Linked DNA regions of Homo sapiens: region 2 is linked to region 1. A link is a loop called in an ENCODE intact Hi-C map of the cell type or tissue named here. Cell type or tissue: HCT116. All regions are shown on one strand.

Evidence for each region. Hi-C counts contacts between places; a loop is a spot of excess contacts. Peaks named below come from ENCODE experiments on the same cell type or tissue, not always from the same donor. Only the 100,000 strongest peaks of a DNase experiment are listed, where the experiment ranks them.
Region 2: a loop joins it to region 1, with 16 times the contacts of the local background. A loop is called at or near these places in 37 of 110 quality-filtered maps.

What each region holds. Positions count from the first base shown.
Region 1 is chr1:3,487,828-3,495,827 of GRCh38, reverse strand. MEGF6 (multiple EGF like domains 6) reads left to right here. Exons shown (of 37, transcript NM_001409.4): 31 at 1,087-1,215; 32 at 1,329-1,457; 33 at 1,704-1,832; 34 at 1,929-2,057; 35 at 3,061-3,189; 36 at 4,869-4,916; 37 at 5,239-7,877. The coding sequence ends at 5,300. Among named protein-coding and RNA genes, the nearest start is that of ARHGEF16, 37 kb to the right of the region's middle. RefSeq lists enhancers at 3,158-3,682, 3,683-4,208 and silencers at 4,328-4,457, 4,478-4,527. In HCT116, a CTCF peak has its summit at 4,449 (motif pointing left); a DNase peak (open chromatin) is centred at 4,397; H3K27ac peaks cover 284 bases.
Region 2 is chr1:3,720,064-3,728,063 of GRCh38, reverse strand. TP73 (tumor protein p73) reads right to left here. Exons shown (of 14, transcript NM_005427.4): 5 at 5,857-6,043; 6 at 4,595-4,710; 7 at 840-949; 8 at 294-436. Among named protein-coding and RNA genes, the nearest start is that of TP73-AS2, 9.8 kb to the right of the region's middle. RefSeq lists enhancers at 344-443, 6,286-6,844, 6,845-7,404, 7,405-7,963. In HCT116, a CTCF peak has its summit at 3,478 (motif pointing right); a DNase peak (open chromatin) is centred at 3,473.

The sequences.
Region 1 (8,000 bases):
GTGGGGACACTGGAGGGGTGGGCCCAGCCCAGACACCCGCACATCCTGGCTGCCACCAGCTCCCCACTTGACCCTGGGGCTGAGATGAGAGTGCTGTAGCTTGTGTTGACTACGCTGCCCTGCTTGGGGGAATGGACCGTCCCATGCCACCCCAGCCCCTACCTCGACACTCAGCCCCCGAGGCTCAGGCCACCCAGTGACCCCATCCTCATAGAGGTGGCCGTGGGGGCTGCAGGTTCCTACCCAGCGCCTGCCTGGCCCCTTGCAGAAGGGATTGGGTGGCTGTCTTCTGCCCGAGGGTGGAGTCCTTCTGGCCCTTTCTGCCAGGCCCAGGGCTCAGGGACCAAAGTGGAAGTGGGCCTAGAGCACAGTCAAGAGTAGAGAGATGGGCTGGACCCAGGGGACAGGCGTAGTGGCTCCTGCTCAGACAGGCCCAGTGCTCATGAACACAGCCACAGCCTCTTGGCCTGGTCCCACCCTTAGTCTGCATCAAGGGACTGGCTGCCCCCACAGCAGTTCTTGGCCTTCTGGGCTCATTGGGAGCCTGTGGCAGCAGAGGGTTCAGGATCCCAGGGCTCAGGCCCCAGCTGGGATGTAGCTTGGCCCCGCCTCACTCCCAGGAAGGATAGTGCCATCAGGCCGGTCATCAGGCATCCGGCTGTAACAGCAGGGCTACAGCCAGCCACCTCTGAGCCCACGGCAGCCCAGCCACGCTACTTCTCAGGCCTGAAGGATGTGCCTTCACTCCCAAGCGGGAGACAGCTGGTTCACAGTGGGCCGCTGCCTCCGTGAAGCCTTCTGTGAACCCCTTCCTGCAGGCTGGGCAGGCGCTCACCCAGCCCCTTCATGACTGAGCCACCCTCAGTTCCTAGACCAGGCCTGGCACTTGGCAGCCTGAGATGACCAAGGAATGAGAGGATGCGGCTGGTGCCACTCCCTGGCATGTGCCCGCCCAGCAGGCAGAGACTGGCACTGATGGGCCTCAGGAAGCATTTACCGAGTGACTGTCAGCCTGTGGGGACATATCCCCAGAGGGAGCCCAGCCCTCGGCCAGAGCTCCAGGCAGCACCTGCCTTCTGTCTCCAGGCTGCCCCCAGAACCGGTTTGGCGTGGGCTGCGAGCACACCTGCTCCTGCAGAAATGGGGGCCTGTGCCACGCCAGCAACGGCAGCTGCTCCTGTGGCCTGGGCTGGACGGGGCGGCACTGCGAGCTGGGTGAGTGTGCGGGGCCAGCGGGACCCCAGCATCCCCTCAGGGAGGTGCCCTGGGCTGCCATAGGGCTGGGCAAGGCTGGTGCCGAAGGACTGCCCACCCTGCCCTGTCCCCAGCCTGTCCCCCTGGGCGCTACGGAGCCGCCTGCCATCTGGAGTGCTCCTGCCACAACAACAGCACGTGTGAGCCTGCCACGGGCACCTGCCGCTGCGGCCCCGGCTTCTATGGCCAGGCCTGCGAGCACCGTGAGTTGGGGGCCTGTGCAGCTGGGCTGGGGCCCCTTTGAGCCACTGTCCACTCCTCCCGTGTGGGTGATCCAGGCAGCAGTGAAGTGGTGGGGAGGTGGGGAGCCAGCAGCAGTGGGGAGGGACGAGGACGGGCAGGAGGGGGCTTTTCTCGGGCCCCTGGATTGGCGGGTTTTACTCACTCTGGGCAAACTGGACATTTCTGCCACCGTGTGCCCTTGTCTCGTGGTAACCGGCGTCCTTCAGCCTGTCCCCCTGGCTTCCACGGGGCTGGCTGCCAGGGGTTGTGCTGGTGTCAACATGGAGCCCCCTGCGACCCCATCAGTGGCCGATGCCTCTGCCCTGCCGGCTTCCACGGCCACTTCTGTGAGAGGGGTGAGTGCTTGGTGCCTCCCTGAACCCCCGCTCCCTGGCCCCGTCCCGTCTGGGTGCAGGACAGGAGGGGGACACTGAGCCCACTGCCCCCACCAGGGTGTGAGCCAGGTTCATTTGGAGAGGGCTGCCACCAGCGCTGTGACTGTGACGGGGGGGCACCCTGTGACCCTGTCACCGGTCTCTGCCTTTGCCCACCAGGGCGCTCAGGAGCCACCTGTAACCTGGGTGAGTCTGGGGTCCTGCCCAGGAAGGGCGTGGGTGTGGGTCTCCATCAGTGACCAATATTGATTGGTTGGGCCCTACCTGTGCCAGTCCTGGGCTGGCCACCAACCCCTCTTGTTGCCTCTGCACCTGGACTGTGCCCCCTGGGGGGGCTGGAGTCAGCTGCTGGGACATGCGGTACCAAGCATGGCCCTCCTGCTGGAGCCTTAGGCCAGGCCCTGCCGTGTGGCCCCCACAACGTCCCAGGAAGGCCATGGTCATGGGAGGGGGCTCTGGTTGGGTGGAAAGACTTCCCTGATCTGCCAGCTGTGGACTGGGGGACATCAAGGGGGCTGTGGCCCCTCCAGCCCAGAGGGCCCCACCTGAGGATAGGAGGGTCTCACCTGAGGATAGGAGGGACCCACCTGAGGATAGGAGGGGCTCACCTGAGGATAGCAGGGGCTCACCTGAGGATAGGAGGGACCCACCTGAGGATAGGAGGGGCTCACCTGAGGATAAGAGGGGCTCACCTGAGGATAGGAGGGGCTCACCTGAGGATAGGAGGGACCCACCTGAGGATAGGAGGGGCTCACCTGAGGATAGCAGGGGCTCACCTGAGGATAGGAGGGACCCACCTGAGGATAGGAGGGGCTCACCTGCTGGGGCTGCTTACCTGGCCTTGTGGCTCTCAGGCCTGTTGTGCCCTGAGGGGGCATCCCTGAACACTGGCTCCTGTTTGCCCTCCTGGGGCGGGGCAGGAACTCGGTGGTGACTCTGGACGTGTGCCTGGGGCCTGGGCTTTCTCATGCAGGAGCTCACTGGCTGCAGAATGTAGCTGAGGAAGGCAGGGCAGGGACTGTTTACTCCTCAGGGGAAACCGAGGCCCAAGGTCTTAGCTCCCGCACACACCCAGGCAGAAGGCTTCACTCCACCTGGGCTCTGCCGCGGGCCCCTAGGCCCAGGCTCCTTGGCGCGGGGAAGGCAAGGATGATGCTCAGGTTTGTCTCCCGCCCCCTCCGCCTTGCAGATTGCAGAAGGGGCCAGTTTGGGCCCAGCTGCACCCTGCACTGTGACTGCGGGGGTGGGGCTGACTGCGACCCTGTCAGTGGGCAGTGTCACTGTGTGGATGGCTACATGGGGCCCACGTGCCGGGAAGGTGAGCTGGGCTTCCTGGGGAAGGGCGGGAAGGCACCATCCCCCAATCAGCCTCAGCTCCACCCTGGCAGAGGATCCCTCTCTCACCCACTGCGGAGTTGGCCGGGTCACCCTATGGCTATTCAGACATAGCGAATGTCATCTGTCCCCACCCGGTACCCAGAGTGTCACTTGGCTTCTGATGGGTGGAGTGTGAGCTTCACAGTCACTTAACCAGGGGACAGGGGTGGGCCATGCTGCCAGCTGGAAACAGCCCATCTTTCCCAGCCCCAACAGCTGCAAGGGTGGGCTGCAAACTGCACCGGGGGCCTGAAGAGGGTCATGACCCCATGGCTGGGCTGGACCATCCACAGTGTGGATGGACGCTGGCCATCCCTGCCCCTCCTGCCCCCCATACACGTGCACCAGGGTGTGAGGGTGTGTCTGTGCACGCACGTGCAACAGTGCGTACAGCAGGGTGTGTGTGCATGTGTGCCAGTACATGTGTGTGGCACCCAGTGTGTGCCAGTCCACGCACGCAGTCCTGCACGGGCAGCAGGCACCTGTGCGTGCCAGTCCACGCACGCAGTCCTGCACAGGCAGCAGGCACCTGTGCGTGCCAGTGCCTGTGTGTTACGTGTGCATCAGTGTGTGAATGTAGCCAGTGCGTCTGCGCAATAGTGCATGCATGTGCGGCAGGGGGCACAGGCGTGTGTGCCGGGCATGTGTGAGCGTGCTCCAGCACCTGTGTGAGGGTGGCTCCTTAGCACCACCTTCAGGACCCTGAGGCTGTCCTGGAATGTGCTCTCTGCCTGCAGGCAGTGCTTTTGGGATGCCCCCACCCCTCTGGCCAGCCCAGACTTTGCTGCCCGCACCCCCCCCCCCACCCCCGCACCGTGTACCCCCCAGCGGTGTTGGGAAAGGTTGTCTCTGCAGAGGGAAGTGGGAGGCAGGCTTGGGGCCTGTGCGGGGCAAGACATGTGGGCGGGGCAAAGGCCGGGCGCCAGGCTGCAGGCTCTGCTTTTTGGCTAACTGGGGATTTCACACTTGGGGTCCTCCGCTTGGAGGCCCCCAAATAGTCTTGACTTTGTGTATGTGTGCATCTGTTTGTGCCTTTCTAAGGCAGTCCTGGCTGCAGATTGTTCAGAGCCTTAAGACAGGGGAGCCCCCATCTCGGTGGAGCGGGGCGGGGCGAGGAGAGGAGGGGCGGGGCAGCAGCCTGTGCGCTGGTGCAGGGACAAAAGGCTGCCCGGCAGCGGCATCTAGTGGTCATCTGTGGTACTGCACCGCCGGCTGCCGGCACCTGCGCTGGGTGCCGGGTGCCGGGGGCAGTGCCTTGACATTGAGCTGGAGGCCTCAGGAGCCTGGGGCCCCATGGGCAGTGTGTTGCTGGGCGTGGGGAGTCCTGGGTCCTGCGCCCTCCCCTGGAGTGGACTTGGCTTGGCGTTCGGTAAAGCCCCTGATGTCGCGGGTAGTAGAGGCTTGGAGGGGCTGAGAGCTTTCCTATGGGGAGAGGGAGAGCCCCCCCCCCCAGCTCCCGCCCCCGTTCCTTCCCCGAGTGCAAAGGACTGAGAAGGGAAGGAGACTGTGCGGGGGAAGTGGAGGTCCCTGAAGGCCTGGATGGGGTCACGCCTTGCTGCCATTACTGTGGCTCACTCAAGGCTGGGGGTACTAACATGGCCTGCTCTCTCTCCCCTCCAGGTGGGCCCCTCCGGCTCCCCGAGAACCCGTCCTTAGCCCAGGGCTCAGGTAAGGGGTGTGGGGAATGCCCGTGGGCTTGCCAGGAGGGTGGGTTATGGCAAAGTCAACGAAGAGTGCTTAAGTATAATCTGGGCCCCACAGGGCAGCAGCTGCACCCGGGGCCTTGGGCCCCAGGAATCTGGAGCTCAGAGACCAAGGCTGGGGCCAGAGCTGGGAAGGACAGGCTGGGAAGGATGGGTGGGCCCCACCCACCTGCTGGGCTGAGCTGCTGAAGGGAGGGGTGGGAGGGAGAGGTGCCAACCCAGAACCCAGTCTGTTCTGGGAGCACCCGCCCCACCCTGGACTGGCCCTCTTTTCTCCTTTTCCCCAGCGGGCACACTGCCCGCCTCCAGCAGACCCACATCCCGGAGCGGTGGACCAGCGAGGCACTAGTAGAGGCAGTCCCGTGGAGCCCGCCTCTCCAGTCCCAGCCAGAGGGGACCCTGGCCTTTGGTGACCACTGAGAAGGACACTTCACGGGCCCAGAGCTCCTGGTACTGCCCTTCCTTTGAGGGCCGTGGAGGGCTGTGGACAGCCCAGCAACCTGTCGCTCTTGGAGGCTGGTGTGGCCTTGAGGAGGGAAGCCTCGCATGGCCGCTGGAAGAGAGGCGCCTCCTGGCCTGGCTCTGCAGAACCCAGGGGCACGCTCTGGGCCTGGGCTGAGGAAGTCCCGCTCTCCCCGCGGCTCTGAGTTGGACTGAGGACAGGTGTGGGCGCCAGTGTGGGTGCAGGCGCAGGTGCAGGCACAGGGCCACTGTCCTCCAGGCAGGCTTTTTGGTGCTAGGCCCTGGGACTGGAAGTCGCCCAGCCCGTATTTATGTAAAGGTATTTATGGGCCACTGCACATGCCCGCTGCAGCCCTGGGATCAGCTGGAAGCTGCCTGTCATCTCCTGCCCAATCCCCAGAAACCCTGATTCAGGTCTGCAGGCTCCTGCGGGCTCACCAGGCTGCTGGCTCCGGTACCATGTAAACCTAGGAAGGTAAAGGAGCAGGCAACCTCCTCGTGGCCTGTGTGTTTGCTGTGTTACGTGGACTCTGTGTGGGCTCCTCCCTGGGGCCCGGCCAGCATAACGGTGCACCCAGGGACCTCCCAGTGCACCCGGGGCCCTTTGCAGGGGTGGGGGTGCCACACAAGTGAAGAAGTTGGGACTCATCTCAGTTCCCAGTGCTATTGAGGAGAACGCTGGGGCTGCATTCATTACCGCTGAGACCCAGAGACTGGCTGTTCCCAGAGAATGGCCCAGGGGGAGGAGGGCTGGTGTGGAGGGGCAACCTGGACTGAGGCCGAACTCCCTTGGGCTCACCCCACCCACCCCTACCTGAGCATCAGCAGTGGGGGGAGGGCAGCATCGCAGGGGCAGGGACTCCCTGGGTGAGGACAGACCAGCCCTCCCGAGCACCTGGCACTCATGGGCTGAGGCTGACTTCTCCTGGAAGAAGGGCCCAGAGTGGAAGGAAGAGGCAGAGGGTAGAGGTGGTGGCTGGGGGCTCCTCTGCAGAGTGGGGTGGCCAATGGAGAGGGCTGCACTCACACCGCAACATAGGACTCTCTCTCCCTTAAGAAGGCCCCCTTAGGGTCTGGGCTGCCGCCCCCATCACCCTAAAACCAGCCAAGGTAGCTGAGGCCCCAGGGCAGACAATTTCACCAGCAGGAGGAGGAGGAGTCCAGTGAGCTTGGTTGCTCACAGACAGCAAGGGAGCTGTCACAGAGGAAGCTGATGAATGGACCGCTGTGGGGAGACTTTAAAGTAGAACAGTGATAAGGGAGGGCAGGATGGTGGGGATGCAGAAGCAGCAGCCAGAGAGAGACGGACTGGGGTGCAGACGGAGTGTGGAAAACGCATACCTTGAAATGAAGCATCCAGCAGATGGGGTGAGTGGATACAGCTCAGGAGATTCTCCCAGGAATAGCAGGGAGGCGTAAAGAGAGACAACGTACAGAGATAGATGAATGGAAATGGGTAAGGGAGGTGTTCATTCACATCCATCTAACTGCAAAATACAAAAGTAAGAAGTCATTGACATGAAGCAACGACGACCAAGACGTTCTCAGATCTAAAGGTGAATGATCTCAGTCAGCCTGGAAATGCACAAGGTGGAAAAATAACATAAAAAAGCCATAAGACCTTGAAGAACATCAATGTCAAAGATAAATTCTAAAGTCCCAGAGAAAAAAGAATGGGAATCAAATTGACCTCAGACTATACGTGAGAAACACGGAGAGCCAGAAAACTGTGATGTTCCATCCTCAGAGTTTGAAGGAAATATTTGAAGGCTGAATTTTACATCCAGCTAAACTATCAAAGGCATGCAAAGTCCATGTTATTCTTAGGCCTTCAAGGCCTCGGCCATTTTTCTACAGAAAAGCCTGATTTTAAAATGCTCTTAGAGACGTTCTCCAGCCAGAAGAGAAAGAAGCCAGGAGGGTGCTCTGAGATATTCAGTCACCACAGTTCCCAAATGGCCTAGGAATTCAGAGAGTCAGAATATCACCATTACTCCCCAATGGGAACCCCCGACAGTCTCAGCATGGTGTGAGGGTGTGGACGGGGGGCCTGGCAGGTACCAATCACTCATCCCGCTCAGTGAAGACACAGTGTTCAGCTACGGAAGCCATAAGGCAGGCCGAGCTTCTGCCCATCCGGAGGAAATCTCAGCTATCCAACGGCGGTCAGGAGCAGAGGAAAATAAAGCAGAATAACTAGAAAACACGCTCACAGATCCTAATGTTAACGGTTACAAATGACGACGGAAAAACAAACTCCTGACCATATATTATATAGTTTCAAGCAGCAAGAAGGAGGATATTGAACATTCTCAACACACATAATAAACGCTTGAGATGATGATATGCTCATTACCCTGATTTGATCACTAGACATCCCATGTATCAAAACATCACTGTGTATCCGATGAATATCTACAATTATTGTCAATTAAAAACATCATTAAAAACAGACTAGACTGCATTAAAAATATACTAAATAGTATTTTTACTATAAAAGACATGCTTCAAAGGGTAGAAACACAGACATGCAGAGTAAACCAAAGGAGAATTAGGGCAGGCGTTTGAATATTTCAGGGTAAGAAGC
Region 2 (8,000 bases), 230 kb before region 1:
AGGAGGGAGACCTGCCCCACCCTTGGGGCCAATCGATTCTCCAGGTGGGTCCGGTGGTGAGCAACCCACAGGGACGGGCAAACCTGCGGTGCCACCCAGGCCTCTGAGGTGCCCTTGGCCCAGGACAAGCGACTTATATGGGGGCTGCTCTCAGGCTCCGTCAGGGAGGAGTCTGGGCGTGGGGGGCCGTTCAGGGACTGGCCCTGTCCCTGGGACGCGGGCTCACATTGTGTCCTGCCAATGTGTCCCCTTCTCCTCCCACACGCGTCCAGTTCCCCTGGCCGGCCGCTCACCACGCTTGCTGGCGGCCCCGTTCTTGGCGGAGCTCTCGTTCAGGGCCTGCTGCTCCCGGTAGTGGTCCTCATCAGCTTTTCGGTCGCGGCCAGGACAGGCGCAGATGCGGCCCTCAAAGGACCGGCGGCCCAGCACCTGCCCACTGTCGGGTGGGCACAGCCAGAATTGTGAGCTCAACCCTGCCCACCCTCAACCTGCCCACCTTCCCCACCCACCTCGGACCCTGCAGGACCGGCCTTGAGAGCCCTCGGTCACCACAGAGCACCCAGTGCCGGCAGCGAGTGTTCCCGCTAGAGGGAGTCAGAGGCTCAAAGCTGTGAGGCTGCCCTGAGACCTCGCCGGGGACTCCCACCTCCCTCCGGAGGCCCAGCTTGTGCCCAGGCAGGCCCTGCAGGCCAGGGGGCGGTTCCTTCCTCCAGCAGCACACCCCAAAGTCTCTTCCCCAAGCTAGCCTTGGCCTGCAGGTCTCCATGACAGCTCCCCTTCTCCCCCGGCCGTGCCTGCCCAGCCCTGTCCCACCTCCACCCCGTGTGCCCGGGACTCACTCCCGCATCTCCAGGGTGATGATGATGAGGATGGGCCGCCGGTTCATGCCCCCTACACAGCTGCTGTTACACATGAAGTTGTACAGGATGGTGGTGAATTCCGTCCCCACCTGCACATGGGGGAGCAGGGAGAGGGGCTAGCATCAGCACGCAGCCCCAATCCACTAAGGTGGCAGCCCCCAGCTCCATGTCTGGTCCTGGCTCCACGTAGGCAGGGGGATGCCCTGCTCTATAGTTGTTGCCATTTGTATATCTGTCCACTCATTCATCCATCCACCAACCCACCCCATCCATCCATCCATCCGTCCATCCATCCATCCATCGAACCCATTTATCTATTCATCCATCCATCCATCCATCCATCCACCAACCCCATCCATCCACCCACCCATCTATCCATCCATCCATCCACTCCCCCATTTATTATCTACCCATCCATCCACCTACCCATCCATTCAATATCCATCCATGCATCCATCCACCAACCCCATCCATCCACGAACCCCATCCATCCACCCACCCCATCCAACCATCCATCCACCCACCCATCCATTCAATATCAATCAATCCATCCATCCATCCACCCCATCCATCCACCCACCCGTCTATCCATGCATCCATCCACCCCATCCATCCATCCATCCACTCCCCCACTTATTATCTACCCATCCATCCACCTACCCATCCATTCAATATCCATCCATCCATTCATCCACCAACCCCATCCATCCACCCACCCATCCATTCAATATCAATCCATCCATCCACCCATCCACCCACCCACACGTCCACCCCCAACACCCACCCCATCCATCCATCCATCCATCCACTCCCCCATTTATTATCTACCCATCTATCCACCCACCCATCCATTCAATATCAACCCATCCATTCATCCATCCACCCATCCACCCACTCCATCCATCCATCCATCCACCCACCCACCCACACATCCACCCCCCACACCCACCTCATCCATCCATCCTATCCATCCATCCATCCACCCACCCACCCCATTCATCCATCCATCCACTCCCCCCATTTATTATCTATCCATCCATCCAACCATCCATCCACCCACCCATCCATTCAATATCAATAAATCCATCCATCCATCCACCCACCCACCCATTCAATATCAATAAATCCATCCATCCACCCACCCACCCACCCACTCCATCCATCCACCCACACATCCACCCCCACACCCACCCCATCCATCCACCCATCCCATCCATCCATCCACCCATCCACCCCATCCATCCATCCACTCCCCCCATTATCTGTCCATCCATCCAACCATCCATTCACCCACCCATCCATTCAATATCAGTCAATCCATCCATCCATCCACCCACCCACCCACTCCATCCATCCACTCACCCACCCACATATCCACCCCCCACACCCACCCCATCCATCCATCCATCATCCTATCCATCCATCCATCCACCCCCCCACCCCATCCATCCATCCACTCCCCCATTTATTATCTATCCATCCATCTAAACATCCATCCACCCACTCATCCATTCAACAATATCAGTCTATCCATCCATCCATCCACCCACCCCATCTACCCATCCCTCTACCCACCCATCCATTCAACATCCCTCTACCCAACCATCCATTCACCCACCCACCCATCCATCCATTCACCCACCCACCCCATCCATCCGCCCACCCTATTCATCCATCCGTCCACCCACCCATCCATTCACCCATTCACCACTCCATCCATTCATCCACTCACCCACCCACCCCATTTATCCATCCATCCATCCACCCACCTACCTACCCATCCATCCATTCATCCACCCCACCCACCCCCATCCATCCACCCATCCACCCACTCACCCCATCCAGCCACCCATTCATGAAGATCACTGAACCCCAAGCACTGGGCTGGTTCTGGGTTCTGGGAGGGCTCAGACCTGGTCTCTGCTCTCAGAGAAGCACAGAGTCCTGTGGTCTGTTTGCCCCAACCTTCTCCCCTGACACAGGCTGGAGGTCAAGCCCAGATGCTGGGTGTGAGTGTGCCTGCACAGATTTTGTGGCCCTACGTGTGTGTTGCATGCTGCGGGCTCACCTGGGCAGAAAGAGGAACCAGAGCTGTCCCCAGCGAACCCACCCCCAGCACACTCCTGTTTCCCAGGGATTTTGCAGTACAGCTGAGACATGAACCAAAACTCTTTTTTTTTTTTTTGAGACGGAGTCTCTCTCTGTCCCCCAGGCTGGAGTGCAATGGCGCGATCTTGGCTCACTGCAACTTCTGCCTCCCGGGTTCAAGCGATTCTCTTGCCTCAGCCTCCCAAGTAGCTGGAATTACAGGCATGCGCCACGAGGCTCGGCTAACTTTTGTGTTTTTAGTACAGACAGGGTTTCGCCCTGTGGGCCAGGCTGGTCTTGAACTCCTAACCTCAAGTGATCCACCCGCCTTGGCCTCCCAAAGTGCTTGGATTACAGGCGTGAGCCACTGCGCCCAGCCATGAACCAAAACCGTTGATCAATGAGTGTCCCCAGACCACAATGTGGGCAGTTTTCATGTCACCCTGGGGACAAATACAAAAGCTATTAGGGGTTTGGGAAAATCTTGGCCTTTCTCAGAACTGCTGTCACACGGCAGCCACCAGGGGGCGATAGAGCTCTGCCTTCCTGGCAGGCCTAGGCAGGTGAGGGTGGGACATGGGTTTCAGGGAGCCCTCCCGGGCCCTGGTTCTGCTGACATAAGGGGCTGCTCTTAGAGGATGGTGGGATGGGGACGTCGAAGGGGGCCTGGGTACAGGGTAGAGGCTTGTGGAGGACCTGGAGACTGGGTACAGGAGTCTGGGGTGTCCTGGGGGTCTGGTACAGGGATGGGGACCTGGTGGGGGAGGCTGGGGCTGGGTACAGCATGGAGCCTGGTCTCAGAACCAGGTACAGGGAAGGCAGAGGCCTGCCATTGCCTGCCTTCCCCTGGGGGCCTGGTACCCACTCCTCACCTCCTGTTCTGCCCCTGCCCCACCATCCCGCAGTAACTTCAAACCCTCTGTTTCCCCCTACCCCAGCCTTTCACACCAGTTGGGCCCCACATCAGCTCCAGAATTGTGTCCCAGAAACTTATGCTGCCTTTGGGCCAAAAGTCAAAGCCCCCAGCCTCTCCGTGTCCCCTCCCCTCCAGCCTATATGCCCCCCAGTCCCCTGCACCCCCCACCCACGTGGTGCCCAGCGGGGCCTCCCGGCTCTCCACCCTGCTGACCAGCCTCAGCCTCCTGCAGGCCACCTCTCCTGGGCCCCTGGCCTGGCCTAGGAGTCTTTCCACCATCCCTCAACCCCCTTTGTAGAATTTGCCACCCCTTCAGGCGCTGTTGCTGGTTTGGTTCTGCCCCAGCCAATCCAGGGTCTAAATGGGCGGGGACCTCCCCATCTCCCAAATCCCTGTGTCTGGGAGCCCCAGGCCGGAACCAGTGTTGGGCACCAACAGAGGGCAAGGCTGAAGACCCACTCCCCACTATGGAGCTGGGCACACTGAGGCCCCGAGAGTGCCCGAGGCGGATGTGGGGACAGAGCAGCAGTGTGCACAGTGGGGCGGGTGTGGGTGAGGAAGGAGCCGCCGACACAGACTTATCACAGAGCAGGGAGCCCTGGACAGATGCCGACAGGACAGGCAGGCAGATCAGCCAACTGAGGAGGGACAGGGGCTGCCTCAGGGGACCCCTCCCCCGACCCGTACAGCTGACTGCAGGGCCCTGGGCACAGCCTGGCTCCTGGCCTACCTGTGGTGGCTCATAGGGCACCACGACGCTCTGCCTGCCGGTGACAGGGTCATCCACATACTGCGAGAGATTATTGCCTTCCACGCGGATGAGGTGGCTGGCTGGAGCAGACTGTCCTGCCGGGAGGGGTCGACACTTCAGAGAGGTGCATAGAGGTGCCCACCCCTGTGCTAGGTGCAGAGAGGTGCCCAGCCCTGTGCCGGGTTCAAAGGGTGCCCAGCCCCATGTCAGGTGCAGAGAGGTACCCAGCCCCGTGCCAGGTTCAAAGAAGTGCCCAGCCCCATGTCAGGTGCAGAGAGGTGCTGGCCCCGTGCCAGGCACAGAGAGGTGCCCAGCTCTGTGCCACCTGCAAAGGTGCCCACCCCTGTTAGGTGCAGAGGTGCCCAGCCCAGTGCCAGGTGCAGAGAGGTGCCCAGCTGCATGCCAGGTGCAGAGAGGTGCCCACCCCGGTGTCAGGTGCAGAGATGCCCAGCCCCATGCCAGATGCAGAGGTGCCCAGCCCTGTGCCAGGCACAGAGAGGTGTCCAGCCCCATGCCAGGTGCAGAGAGGTGCCCACTCCTGTGCTAGGTGCAGAGGTGCCCACCCTGTGCCAGGTGCAAAGAGGTGCCCAGCCCCATGCCAGGTGCAGAGAGGTGCCCGGCCCCATGCCAGGTGCCCACCTCTGTGTCACATGCAGAGAGGTGCCCAGTCCCATGCCAGGTGAAGAAAGGTGCCCAGCCCCATGCCAGGTGAAGAGAGGTGCCCAGCCCTGTGCCAGGTGCAGAGAGGTGCCCACCCCTGTGCCAGGTGCAGAGAGGCGCCCAGCTGTGCCAGGTGCATCGCAGCAGAACTGAGACCACCAGGCCCAGTCCTGTGGGCTTCCAGGTGAGGCTCAGGCCAGCTGGCAGCCCTTGTGCTCTGGGGGTGCCTGCCCAGTGGCTCTGCCCCCTGATTCTCCTGCTAATCCTTGGGGTAGCCCGTAGGCCCTGCCAGGCACACTGGAGAGAGGGGCTATGACTCATAGGATCTCTGGGGCCCCAGAAGGCCGCTGCCCCTCAGACTCTGCCCAGACCACTTGCCCCTGCCCAGGAGCATGGGCCCCCCCAGGTCCCACTCAGAACTGGGAAAATGGGGGCTGGTGGAGGCACTGAAAGCCCTCCGCAGGGGAATGGCTAAGCCCATGCTGTCAGCCCCACTCTCTCCCAGTTAGGCAGCCCCCGGCTGTGCTGTCCGGGATGCTGGGCAAAGTGCCACCGTGGGCAGAGGAGCTGGGGGCCCTCACCTTCGTTGAAGTCCCTCCCGAGCTCGTGGTTGGGGCAGCGTTTCACGACGTCGGTCACGTGCTCCGCTTTCTTGTAAACAGGCATGGCCCGGATGGCGGTGCCTGGGGGTGGCGGGGTGGACACCTTGATCTGGATGGGGCATGTCTTGGCGATCTGGCAGTAGAGTTTCTTCAAGAGCGGGGAGTACTGGAGTGGGGGAGAGGGAGCGGGTGAGACCAGTGGTCCCAACTGCACCCCTGTCCAGGCCACCCCCCATTGGGAGCCACGTCCTCCCCATGGGTGCCCCTTCCACAACCCCCAGATGAAGACTGCCCCAAGCAGCCCCTCTGCTGAATCCCTCCAGGTGTCTGTCCTTTGAGGCGTGAATCCAGGCACAGCTGCCCTGGCACCCACTCCACAGCCATCGGGTCATTTGGGCTCCATGACAGCAGGGGTGTGAGTGCCGGTGGCAGTCAGGCAGAGAGGCTTTAGGTTTATGGATGGGGACAAGAAAGGCCAGGAGAGCAAGAAGGGGCTGCTGGAGAGTGAGGGCGGGAACGGGGGCTGGGAGCCAGGCCTGTGGAAGCCATGTCCCTGACTGCGGCATTTTGAAGAGGTGGGTTTGCAGCATTGAATCTGTTTTTAAGACCAGAGCTAGGCTTCTCTGGCATTTGCACAGAGCAAGTGGTTAATGTGTGATGGGCTGGTTGCCCACTATGCATTCAAGCTTCCATAGAGAGCTCTCTGGGTTGGTGTGAAGGCCTCTCATGGCCTCAGCAGCCCTGGTGACTCTGACACCCTCTCCTGCTGGGGCCACCAAGTCTGAGCAGCCGAGCTGTGTGGCTTGGTCTTGGCCACTCTGGGGGCCCCTCTGGGCTCACAGCCCCAGTATCCCCAGCTTGGGACTCGAGGAGCTAATAGGTCTGTCTGGAGCTGGCGTGGGCCCTGCTGCAGGAGGACTGGATGACACCCTTCCTGAGCCAGCCCCTGCAGAGGCCTCCAGCTTCTTTGCCTCACAGGGCCCGGCTGCCCATCTGAGGACCCAGGCCGGCTCTCATGAGTTCTAAAAGTGACCCCGCTGAGGCCGCTGCAGGGGCGTCCACTCACTTCCAAGCTGGCTGATTTCCCAAGCGTCTGGCTCCTGGTCACCTGCTGGGAGTCCTCATGCTCTCTCCCCAAAGGGCCATCAGGAATGATCCCCAGTCTCAGGCTCAGAGAATGACTTCTGCTGCCACCCCATGCCCTCTGTGCCCCTCACCAGCCCCCGATGACTCAGAATCACAAGTCACTGCAGCCGCAAGTGCCCTGGAGAATGTCCCATCGCACTCCACCGTGGAACAGTTGGGGAAACTGAGGTCAGAGACAGGGAGCTACTGGCAGAACCAGGGAAGCTGCAGGTGGAGTCTTCCCTTTGCCAAGGAAGTTAGGGGGCCCTGACCCCCTGACCCCCACTGGCCACCAGTACTGCCTCTCTGGCCATCAAGGGACATGAGGGGCTCTCAGGAGCCACATAGGTCCTTGGCAGGTGCAGGCACACGAAAAGCCAGGAAGGAAAAAGGAAAGAGACAGGGGAGATGGAGCTGACGGAGGCTGCGAGCCATGGTGGGTGGGGCCTGGGTCCCCGGCACCCTGAGTGCCCTTGTTCCTGTGCAGTGGGAGCGGTCCCCTCTCTGGTGAGCTACTTGGGCTCCCCGAATGAGACCCAGCCAGGAACGCTGGTCTGTCCCTGCCATGGGTGTGAGGGGGCTGGAGGGACAAGTGGAAGGGGGTCCTTCAGTGGCCTCCTCAGGATGGGAATTGGATACCAAAGAGCTGGCCCCTCCTAGGTCCTCCGTCCACCTGGAGCCCCTGGAGCCAGAGTGGCTCCACTGCCCCTGCCTGCGACCCCCACCTTGGGCACAGGGCCTTAGGCAGGAAGCCGCCCATCCCCAGTCCTGTTTAAAACACAGGAAGGAACCATCATGCACAGCCCTGCAGGGGAGGCTGGGCGCTGTTTAGAAAAGCAGGAAACGGGCTGAGGGCGGTGGCTCACGCCTGTAATCCCAGCACTTTGGGAGGCCAAGGCAGGCAGCTGAGGTCAGGAGTTCGACCAGCCTGGCCAATATGGTGAAACCCTGTCTCTACCAAAAATACAAATATTAGCCAGGCAAGGTGGCGGGCGCCT